2 separate regions of the Homo sapiens genome follow, and region 2 is linked to region 1. A link is a loop called in an ENCODE intact Hi-C map of the cell type or tissue named here. Cell type or tissue: MCF 10A. All regions are shown on one strand. Each heading gives the region's core, and the rest is flanking DNA. Links, peaks and the distances in the headings are about the cores only.

Region 1 (5,388 bases), core at 131-5,130:
TAGCACAGATCAACCCAGATCAACATACTGAAGATTTAGGAGCACAAGATTCTTTAATAGAGGATATTTTTCTGCCCTGCTTCTTCCAATTGCAGTATATCATATTTGATCATTGTAGTGCTTGATGAATTTATTTTGCAACTTACTACGATAGAATGAGAAATCACTGGCTTTTCCAAATAGATCATGGCTGTCTCCCCATTGGAGAAAGAGGTACTCTGTAGAGTAACTAGGTTAACTCAGAATATCTACACCCTGAAAGGCCAGTTTTCTTTTTATAATGTAAACACATTAAGGGAATTTGGAAATAAAGAGAAATCATCCAGAATTCTACCATCTTAACACAGCTCTGTGTTTTTGCCCATTACAGCCTAGTTGGCATCCATAAGCACTTAAGAGGGCTGTAGTTACAATGTACATATCATTTTGGTTTTCTGCCCCTTTTTCACTTATGCATTTCTCCACATTTCCTTTTTCTTCTTTTTGTGATTATACTTTGATAGGCATCTACATTTCTACCTAGCCTCCGTGTTTATCATTTTAATGGTGAAATAATATTCCATCAACTGAATTAATCATGATTCCTTTTGGGTGAAGATATAGGTTGTCGCCAGGTTTTTCTTTTTCTACTATTAATAATGCTACAACAAACGGGCCAGGCACGGTGGCTCACACCTGTAATCCCGGCACTTTGGGAGGCCGAGGTGGGCGGAACACCTGAGATCAGGAGTTGGAGACCAGCCTGACCAATATAGTGAAACCCCATCTCTACTAAAAATACAAAATTAGCCGGGCCTGGTGTCACACACCTGTAATCCCAGCTACTTGGGAGGCTGAGGCAGGAGAATTGTTTGAACCTGGGAGGTGGAGGTTGCAGTATGCCGAGATTGCACCATTGCACTCCAGCCTGGGCAACGAGCAAAACGCTGTTTCAAAAAATAAAAATAATGCTACGACAAGTGGCTTCTTAAATATAGCTTTTTGCCTTTGTTGAAAACCAAAGTCTCCAGGATAGAATTATTAGCTCAAAGCTTAAAAACTCTTTAGAGTTCTTGCAAATATATTTCTATTGCTTTCCAAAAGGATCCCACAAATTTTAATGCCATTAACATATTTGATCTCATTGCTAACATTCCAGCATTGAGCAATTTATTATAAAATTTTACCAATTTAATAGGTATCAAATGCTGTCTCTTTTAAAATGCTATTTTTATTTCCACAAAGGAAAGACAGTTTTCAAGGGCTACTTTTTTAGAGGGAAAAGTTTTGTCACCAGAAAGATAAATCCAGGTAGCTGATAGTATCTTCATTTACTCTTTTGTCCATACCAAGGACGTAGGAGAGTGATTTGGCACTCAGCCTCCCCTTTAGAGGTTGAGAGCAGCTAGATCTGCCCCTTTAAACCATGACATCCAGGTCTATGGTATGCAGCAGAGTGGATACTACTGAAATAGTTTACACATTCTTGCTGGAACTTACTAATACAGTTTCAGTTTTACTGAACTTCTAAACCAGCAACATAAGTTAAGGATCCAGGAATATTAGATTGGCAACATGCAAATTGACTATCATCTAACAACTGGCATCTAGACTCAGTCAGAAGGAGTTTTCAGGCAAACAGAATCTGGTGTGATGTTTATAGCTGTGTAGCGGGAGCCAGGCCTCTTAGCTTTGCTATTTGTGTCAGTTCCCAAGGGAACTTAAGTGGCAAAAGCCCACTTCAATTTTCTCAGTTTTAGGTTGCCCATTTGCCTGAAAGAAGTGATGTGAAACTTGTGAACCAGAATCTTGGGAATATTCTGAGAATCTCAGATGGAAGGGACCATTTTAATTATGAAATCTTTTTTCATTAAAAAAAAAAATCAGGTAACCCTTTCCCCATTTCACATTTCTGGTTCAGGTACTCAATAAAATGCAAATAGAATGACAGAATTTACTTTGATGAGCTCAAAATCAGTAGCAAAATATAAATCAAGATGCCTTATTAATAAAAAAGTTAAAGATTTGTTAAAAACAATAATGTAAACAGAGATGATTGTAGGTATTTAGGATGTTTAATTGTGTCCCATCCTGCCTTGCCCTTTACATATTTAGCATTTTTTTCTGATAGGAAAGTAAATTGTAGATTGGAAAAAAATCTTATTTTAAAAACAATTGCATGAAGCACATATTATTATGGTGTCTTCATTTTACAAATGAGGAAACAGACTTAAAGAGGCTGAGGGCCCCGAGGTCACACTGCTCAGGAGTGTGTCTCAGCTCCCTTATTCAAACTCTTCTGTTTCTAAGGGTTTACTCTTCTTGCATTTGAAATTGAGCAAAAGTTTAAATTCTTTTACCCAGGCTGCAGAATGGGTCTGGGAAAGACGGTAATGCTGTTGAGAGGCTCACGCATGCAGGTGCTGGGGAGAAGCCATTGGGTGGAGAATATGTGAACAGCAGGTGGCAGCAGTGTCTTTGGAGTGCGTGGTTGTCCCAGGCAGTCCCCGGAAAGCAAGGTCCATGCAATACCATGGAGCCCTGAACCTAATGCCTGACCTTTCATCTCTGACCTCCTGCTGAGCCAGGTGTACTACCTGCCACCTAGTAAGGTACAGTGTATCCCTGGGGAAGGAATTGGGGAGAATATTGGGAAACAGGTGACTTGGGAGTCATTTATAATTGAAAGGCTCCCATCTGGGTAACTGGTATAATGTGTGGTGGTGTGACTCTGGCGTGTTACTTAGCTTCTCTGTTCTTCAATATCCTTTCTGTAAAATGGGGATAATGGCCATCTGCCTCTCAGGATCACTGAGATGATTAAGGGAATGTGATATCTACAAAGCCCTTGGAACAGCCCAGTACTGGGCGCACACTATGTGTACGTTACCTATTATTAATATTCTTTGTTGAAGGCTTTATCGTTTGCAGTGGACTTTCATACCTATCATTTCATTCCATCCTCCCACCATATTTTAAGATGCAAATATTACACCCATTTAATATAATAGAGGCGGACACCGGTTGAGCCAGAGAAAGTACAAATTAGCACGAGCTTTGAAGTCAGACAGATTGGAAGTCAGGCTCATTAGAGTTGTGGGATTTGTGCAAGTTACTTAATGCTTTGGAGCCTCAGTTTCTTTCTAAATGAGTGATAATATTACCTATCTTGTGGGTTTATGACAACATACATGAAGTTTAAAACAACATACATGGTTTAAAACAATATATATGAAGCCATCTGGTGTGGTTCCTCTTCCATAGTGAACACTTAAAATTATTCAAGGGATGTTTTAAAACATCAAAAAGTATTTAGACAGGCACGGTGGCTCATGCCGGTAATCCCAGCACTTTGGGAGGCCGAGGCAGGCGGATCGCCTGAGGTCAGGAGTTCGAGACCAGCCTGGCCAACATGGTGAAACCCCATCTCTACTAAAAATACAAAAATTAGCCAGGTGTGGTGGCGCATGCCTGTAATCCCAGCTACTCGGGAGGCTGAGGCAGGAAAATCGCTTGAACCCGCGAGGTGGAGGTTGCAGCGAGCTGAGATCGCGCCACTGCACTCCAGCCTGGCGACAAAGCGAGACTCCATCTCAAAATAAATAAATAAATACAAAGTATTTAAAAAGGCAAGTAAATTTACTTACAATCCACCACCTAGAAATAACCTTGTTATTACTATGATGTGTTTTTTTCCCCTAGTATTTGTAAGTGATATGGCCGAGCTCCCATCACATATGTGTAAGTCACTCGACCAAGGTGCCAAAGCTAAGACAGGGGCAGAGCTGGGCTCACACACCAGGCAGGGCTGCCTCCAGGGCCAGGTTCTTCTGTGTAGCTACTTCTCCACACTTCCTCAATCAAGTTAAGGATTAAATGTCTTTTGAGAAACTGATGAAAAAATATTTCAAGTGTTTCAAGTTTGAAAATATACACTTACATTCAAAAGCATGTAAAGAAACCAGAGGTACCTAAGACAATCTTATCATATAGTTCAAGGCTGGAATTCTGCCCAGAAGGTAGGGTTTCACTTGCAAAACATGAATTTCTACAGATTTTTGTTTGGCCAACATTTTCACTGTTAAAACATTACTGTTCAAGCTGTTACAACTACAACAAGTAAATTTGGAAAAATCAGTGAACTAATCATTTGACAAATGGATTAAATTGAGTGAATTAATGATTCAGCAGATTGGGTCTTTGGGTGCACTGATTTTTTGGCAAATTGGCTCGCATCTATTAACATGGAGTAGTGCTCAATGTATGTGCTTGTTGAATTAATTAACACATGAATGAATGAGTGCATTGAATCTTGCCATAAATAAAATGATCTTTCCCCCCGAAGGTCAATGACTTTACATGATGTCAGCATTTTAAGAGCCCCAAAAGCTTCTTGAGACAGATATTCTGATTCTAGGGTCACGGCTACTCACCATGTGTGCATCCCAACTCCAAATCCACACTCATTGCCTGGTTGGCTCCTCAGTGAGAGCTGGTGCTTCCCTGTTGGTTCTTAGGGTTGAAGCCCGCTCACTATGGGTCTTGGAGTCAGAAGACCCAGGTTTGAATGTCACTGGGCTTGTCCACATCTTAGCCACGGAACACTGGCCAAGCCAGTGCACCCTGGAACCGTGTTGTCACTGATTACATGGGGACAGTGCTGATGTCTGTCCTGCTTTGTTCCCAGCATCACTGTCACTATCAAATAAAATGGAAATGCTCTCTGGGAGCCGGAAAGTGCTAGGTGAATTTTAGTTCTTTATGAGTTCATTATTATGAAAACCACAGTGGCCATGTGTGTGCTCTGTCATGGAGGGAGTAGGAAGGCTGGGGACGGGTCTCAGGGAAGGAGGGCCATGCCTGCTCGCTGGTAGAGGGTCACTACTCACCTTTGCTCTTTGGTCTCTGCCTTTCTGGTCACTGACACGCATGATAGAAGGGCACACACACCTATTAAACTGCTTCCCCCAGGTCATCTGCCAGTGAGGAGCTGGCAAACCCCAGTGGCCCTACAAACGCCTCCTCACTGGCTGCTTCAGGCTGAGGTCATTTGCCCGGAGCCCCTGGGGTGGGGTGAGAGGGAAGCCGGGGTCCTCCCAGTCACCTTGGGCCCTGTGCGGCCAGGCTGGGTGGCATCCTCCTCCGTCTGGCCTCTCTGCTCCCAGCTCTGAACGCAGCCTGAGAGAGGGCAGAAGGGGTGTCTGCTGGGCACCTTTGCTGCCTCACAGCCAAAGAAACCTGGCTGGGGAGGGCCGGGCAGGGAGGGCACACAGCTGGGCATGACAGGGAGGGCGTGTAATGGCGTAAGCTTGGGAACAGGATCAAAGACAAAGAACGAGGGGGCAAGAGGTGTCTGGAGAACGCAATTTTTTCCTCCTCCCTTTTCTCAAGTGTAAGAGTAAAATCATT
Region 2 (5,388 bases), core at 233-5,232, 1.0 Mb after region 1:
TGTTGTAGGTGGCGCACTTTCATGGGTTATTCCCAGAAGCCCCACCAGGTTCTCATGGTGAAGAGCTAAGAGAAAACTTAGCAGTAATCATTTTGAAATACTCTCAAAGCATTTTTCCATAACAAAAATCTACTCTTCTTGAGAAAAGGACCTTACCAGAGTCTTATGAGCTTAGGAGAGGGGCAATTCCTCAACTTGAGCCCTGCTAGCCTTCCCATCTCACCTGGAGAAAAAAGGCTAAGAAACATTTGTGAAGGTCTCAACCCAAGGACAATGGTCCACTAGTAGACTGAGATTTAATCATAGAGTTATAGACTGCTTTCCTTTCCCAACATTTACCACCATATCAACAGGGGTCAGGACATCAGTGGATAACAGCTGAAAGAGTTTCAAGGCAGATGCTTTATGTAAGAAGGTGCTCTTAGGGATACTCAAGACAGCAGAGGAGATAAAAACATGGACATTAAGGGAAACTGGCCGCAGATACTTACAGCTATAGCAAAGAGCAACCACAGCATAACTCCTCCAGATAAACATAAAGCCTCACACTATTTACCTCAGTTCCTAGTATCTGATTATTCATGCCCAGCTTTCAATAAGGCACACTAGGAGACAAGATAAAAACGATCTGAAGAGACAAAGCAAGAGAACCAGACTCAGATACGACACAGGTTTTAGAACTGTCCGACCAGGAATTTAAAATAACTATAATTAATACGTTGAGGGCTAGAATGGGAAAAGCAGACAACATGCAAGAACATGTGGGCAATGTAAACAGAGACAGGAAAACCTAAAAAATGAATCAAAAGGAAATGTTGAAAATTTAAAATGGCTTCATTAATAGATTGGACATGGCCAAGGAAATAACCAATGAACTTGGAGACATGTCCATAGAAATTTCCCAAACTGCAATGCAAAGAGAAAAAAAAAGAGCAGAATATCCAAGACTGTGTGATGATTCCAAAAGATGTAACATATGAGTGATTGAGAGGAAAAGAAAGAGAGAATGAAGCAAATGAAGTAAAAATGGATGAAAGTTTTTCCAAATGAATGACAGACACCAAAGAACAGATAAATTAAATAAATTACAATGTGTTAAGGGAAGGGAGGGAGGAATTGGGAATACCCTATTATAATATAGCTACCTGCCCATGAAGCAGTATATAGTGCAGGGGTACCCAATCTTTTGACATGGGCCACATTAGAAGAAGAATGTCTTGGGCCCCACAAAAAATATACTAACAATAGCTGATGAGCTAAAAAAAAAAAGCAAAAAAAAAATCGTATAATGTTTTAAGAAAGTTTACAAATTTGTGTTGGGCCGTATTCAAAGCCATCCTGGGCCGCATGCCGTCCACGGACTGCAGATTGGACAAGCTTGGTATAGTGTTAGTTGAAAGGGATTTAGATTACTTGCAAATGCATAATGCAAACACTAGGGCAAACACTAAAGAAATTTTAAAAAGAACTATGATTGATATGCTAAGAAAGAGGATAAAGTAAAATCCTATGAAATGTTCAATTAAAACCAGAGAAATCAGAAAAAGAGGAGAAGGGAAAAAAGAAACAAATAATGAGTGCAAGGAAAACAGTTACAGATAAAGGGATAAAATAATTGGGGTTTAGACATTTGATAGTCATCCAGTCAGCAATATAAAGAATGAACTATTGATATAGGCAACAACATGGATATATCTCAATAATGCTGAGTGAAAGGAGCCAGATTCCCCCAAAAAGAATATATACTTAATTTTTCCATGTATATAAAATTCTACAGATTGAACTAATCTACAGTAATAGAAGGCAGAATCAGTAGGGCTATGGAGAATTCTTAGCTAAGAATTTTATTATGGGCTTATAATGTCTATGACATTAATTTGATGGGATTTTGCTACGTGAATGTACAGAATAGTAAAACTTGGGTTTCAAAACACCATGGGCTGTCGTGCATCTGTTTTTTCTGTGAACTCAAAAGCCTGGAGGCAGAACAGTTTCTTAAATGCCATGGTTAAACTAAGTGCTGGGGATGGATATGGGGAGAATGTGAATTGTTGAGGTGTGTATAAAAGAAAATCAGATTCAAAGAAATTATCATCTGGGAATATTTGAGCCATACTGAAGCTAGCATTTTAGGTTAGAATACATTATCTTTGTAAAACCAGCTGACAATGCAGTGTTAAAATTTTTACTCAACTGATGCTATTTAAACCGGCATATTCTGTTTATTGTGTAGGGCTTTTCTTTGAATATGTTCAAAGAAAAGATATTTAAACCACAAAGAAGCAAGATCATGCCATATCATTTATGGAGAAGATGTGAGTACTAAAGCTTGATGAGAAGAAACATGAGAACTATTAAAAGCAGTTTTCTGTAACCAACATGCTATTGCCACACACTCCCAACTTCATTATTAAAGGAAAAAGTTTTCCCCTCTTTATTTAAATCTAAAATATTTTTGCCACCTTGTGCTCTCAGATAGGTGTATTAAGTTACTTTGCAATGTGAATCTTCACTACAATCTAATATTAGCAAAGGTCTTCAAGAAAATAGGGTCCTGGCATTAGATTGACCTTTAGTTGAAATGGTCTAATATCTAATAATAGGGGTAGAGCCAATTGACAAAACACTTGAGGGATCCACTAGAGGGCAGTAAAGTGTAAATGAAATTTAAATTTGCCCCAGAAAGGCTAATGTTATCCCAAACATTTGTATTGCAAGTAAGATTTCTTGAATGCAAAAACATTAGATTAGATTAGTGATGTACAGTGTTTCTCTTTTCCTGGAATTAGTAGTCAAAGAGCCATTAGATTGAAGAGCAAAATGAAAATCAAATTGGTTCTAGTCTCAGCTCTTTTTACTGACTGTGTGATTTGGGGCAATCTAAAATTTGCTTCTCTGGTCCACTTCTATGATATAGATTTGCACAAAATGATTATTTTTAAATATTTACTTATTTATTTGTTTATTTATTTATTGAGACAGTTTCGCTTTGTTGTCCAGGCTGGGGTGCAGTGGCGCGATCTTGGCTCACTGCAACCTCCACCTCCTGGGTTCAAGTGATTCTCCTGCTTCAGCCTCCCGAGTAGCTGGGATTACAGGTGTGCACCACCACACCCGGCTAATTTTTTTGCATTTTTAGTAGAGACAGGGTTTCACTATGTTGGTCAGGCTGGTCTCAAACTCTTGACCTTGTGATCGGCCTGCCTCGGCCTCCCAAAGTGCTGGGATTACAGGCATGAGCCACCGCACCCGGCACAAAATGATTATTAAAGTTCTTTTCAACTCTAAAATTTTATGATTTTATCATTTATGATTCTATCTCAGCCCCTTTAAAACCTTTTTGATTAGACTCAGGTTATTTGATCAACCATAACTTGCCATTAATGGTGATTCTGTTTGGAAATCACCACCACTATTTCATAAAAAATTTAGATCCCTCAAATGCACTGATTTACTTTCACGAAAAAAAATCTACTTAATAAAATGACATGTATATAATCTAGTGACAACAGTTATTGCAACATCTTCTGGAATAAAAACTTGGGCTATTGAAACTATCAATGCCATTTTTTATTTTAAAAACAGAAAAATTAAAACCCACAATTATACGTAGCCAAGTTGTTTTCACTCTCCATTTATTTTCCTTTTAAAGTGCTACATTTGTGAACTCATTAGCAGTTACCCTATCAAAATTTCAAAATCATGAAGAAGGTTATACATAAAAAATGAATGTTGGCTTGAGGGCCAAGGAAATATTGACTGATTAGATAGAAGAGCACATGATAGATCTGAACTACTCTATGTCATCATTCATTTGGTCAACAACTGCAAGCTCCTGGATGTGGCTGATTTTGATAAAGTCATAGAATTCACAGTATTCTTCACATTTGTTCAATGGTCATCATAAATACACATCACAATAACCCTAATTTGTGACTGAAACAGAAACTCTTTTCTTTTTTCTTCGAATTTTGTATAATATTTATTTTATCAAACTCTTTTCTAAATAGCATTTTTAATGAACATGAATGTATAAAACTGTGAACAATTTTAATAAAAGCAGAAACTGGTCGGGCATGGTGGCTCACGCCTATAATCCTAGCACTTTGAGAAGCCAAAGCGGGATGACAGCTTGTGTCAGGAGGTAGAGGCTGCAGTGAGCTATGATCACACCACTGCACTCCAGCCTGGGTGACAGAGTGACGCCTTGTTTCTAAAAGATAAAATGAAATAAAATAAAGCAGAAACCATTTCTGAATCCAGATTGATAATGGAGTCATATTTAACACCATCCTGTATATTTAAATATTTTCAATTTTTTAAACCCTCATTTAGGATGCATTTTCCTATTTGCATAAAAAAAAGAAAAAAATGCCCTGCTGGCAGTGAATTCAAGGGATGAGGGAAAATCGTCCTCTAAAACAGGATTGTTAAATCTGGAATTATTATCAGAAGCCAGAGGTAAAACCATGCTATCTGTACACTCTCCACTGCCTGTTCCAGCAGATAAACTCACCTGGTTACAACAAGGCTGGCACCCATTTCTATGATTCTGAGGCCGGTTAGCTTCCTCCTCAGAGCTTTAGACCCATCAGCTCATCTCAATGCCTGAAGTTATTAGCATGAGATAATAAATTATTCATTTCAAGCAATTTGTTTTTTCACCAAAAGCAGGATGAGGAATACAAGTAGACACGAACTTCAGTGTCAACAGTTTCAGAGAGAAGTTGCACAATACTCGCAACTTTAATAGCGAGCCCTTTAGACACTGTGGTATTACCTACATAAGAGTAATGAGTGAAATGCTGATTGTCTAGGTTCAAATTCTGGCTCTGCTCTTTATTCTGTGCCTCAATATCCTCATCTGTAAAATGGGCATAGCAGTGCCTCCTTTTGGGGGTTAAAACATAAATTAACGCTTGTAAAACTATTTATTATTATTATTATTATTTGCAGACAGGGTCTCACTCCGGTTGCCCAGGTTGGAGTGCAGTGGCACGATCTCGGCTCACTGCAGCCTTGACCTCCCAGGCTCAAGTGATCCTTGCGCCTCAGCCCCAGAGTAGCTGGAACTACAGGTGCGTGCCACCACGTCCGGCTAAATTTTGTATTTTTTATGGAGACGCGGTCTTCCCATGTTGCCCAGCCTGGTCTCAAATTCCTGGGCTCAAGCCATCTGCCCGCCTCGGCCTCCCAAAGTGCCAGGATTACAGGCGTGAGCCGCCACACCTAGCCTATTATAACTATTATTTAAGCTTAGAATATTAAAATGGTTTCATTTTCTCCAATGCTTTTCCAGTGAGATATAGCTAGGAGTATCAGGCTGGCGTTCCAACTAATAATTCACTGTTGATCTTGGACAAGTCACTTCACCTCTTTTGCCCTCAT

Evidence for each region. A loop is a pair of places that touch in the nucleus more often than their neighbours do. Peaks named below come from ENCODE experiments on the same cell type or tissue, not always from the same donor. Only the 100,000 strongest peaks of a DNase experiment are listed, where the experiment ranks them.
Region 2: a loop joins it to region 1, with 8 times the contacts of the local background. A loop is called at or near these places in 2 of 110 quality-filtered maps.

What each region holds. Positions count from the first base shown.
Region 1 is chr15:63,090,824-63,096,211 of GRCh38, reverse strand. No RefSeq gene overlaps it. Among named protein-coding and RNA genes, the nearest start is that of LACTB, 28 kb to the left of the region's middle. RefSeq lists an enhancer at 2,070-5,388. In MCF 10A, for the core only: a CTCF peak has its summit at 2,442 (motif pointing right); a DNase peak (open chromatin) is centred at 2,451.
Region 2 is chr15:62,069,148-62,074,535 of GRCh38, reverse strand. It overlaps C2CD4A (C2 calcium dependent domain containing 4A), which reads right to left. Exons shown (of 2, transcript NM_207322.3): 2 at 3,619-5,388. Among named protein-coding and RNA genes, the nearest start is that of C2CD4A, 4.9 kb to the right of the region's middle. In MCF 10A, for the core only: a CTCF peak has its summit at 2,640 (motif pointing right); no DNase peak of the experiment used is centred there.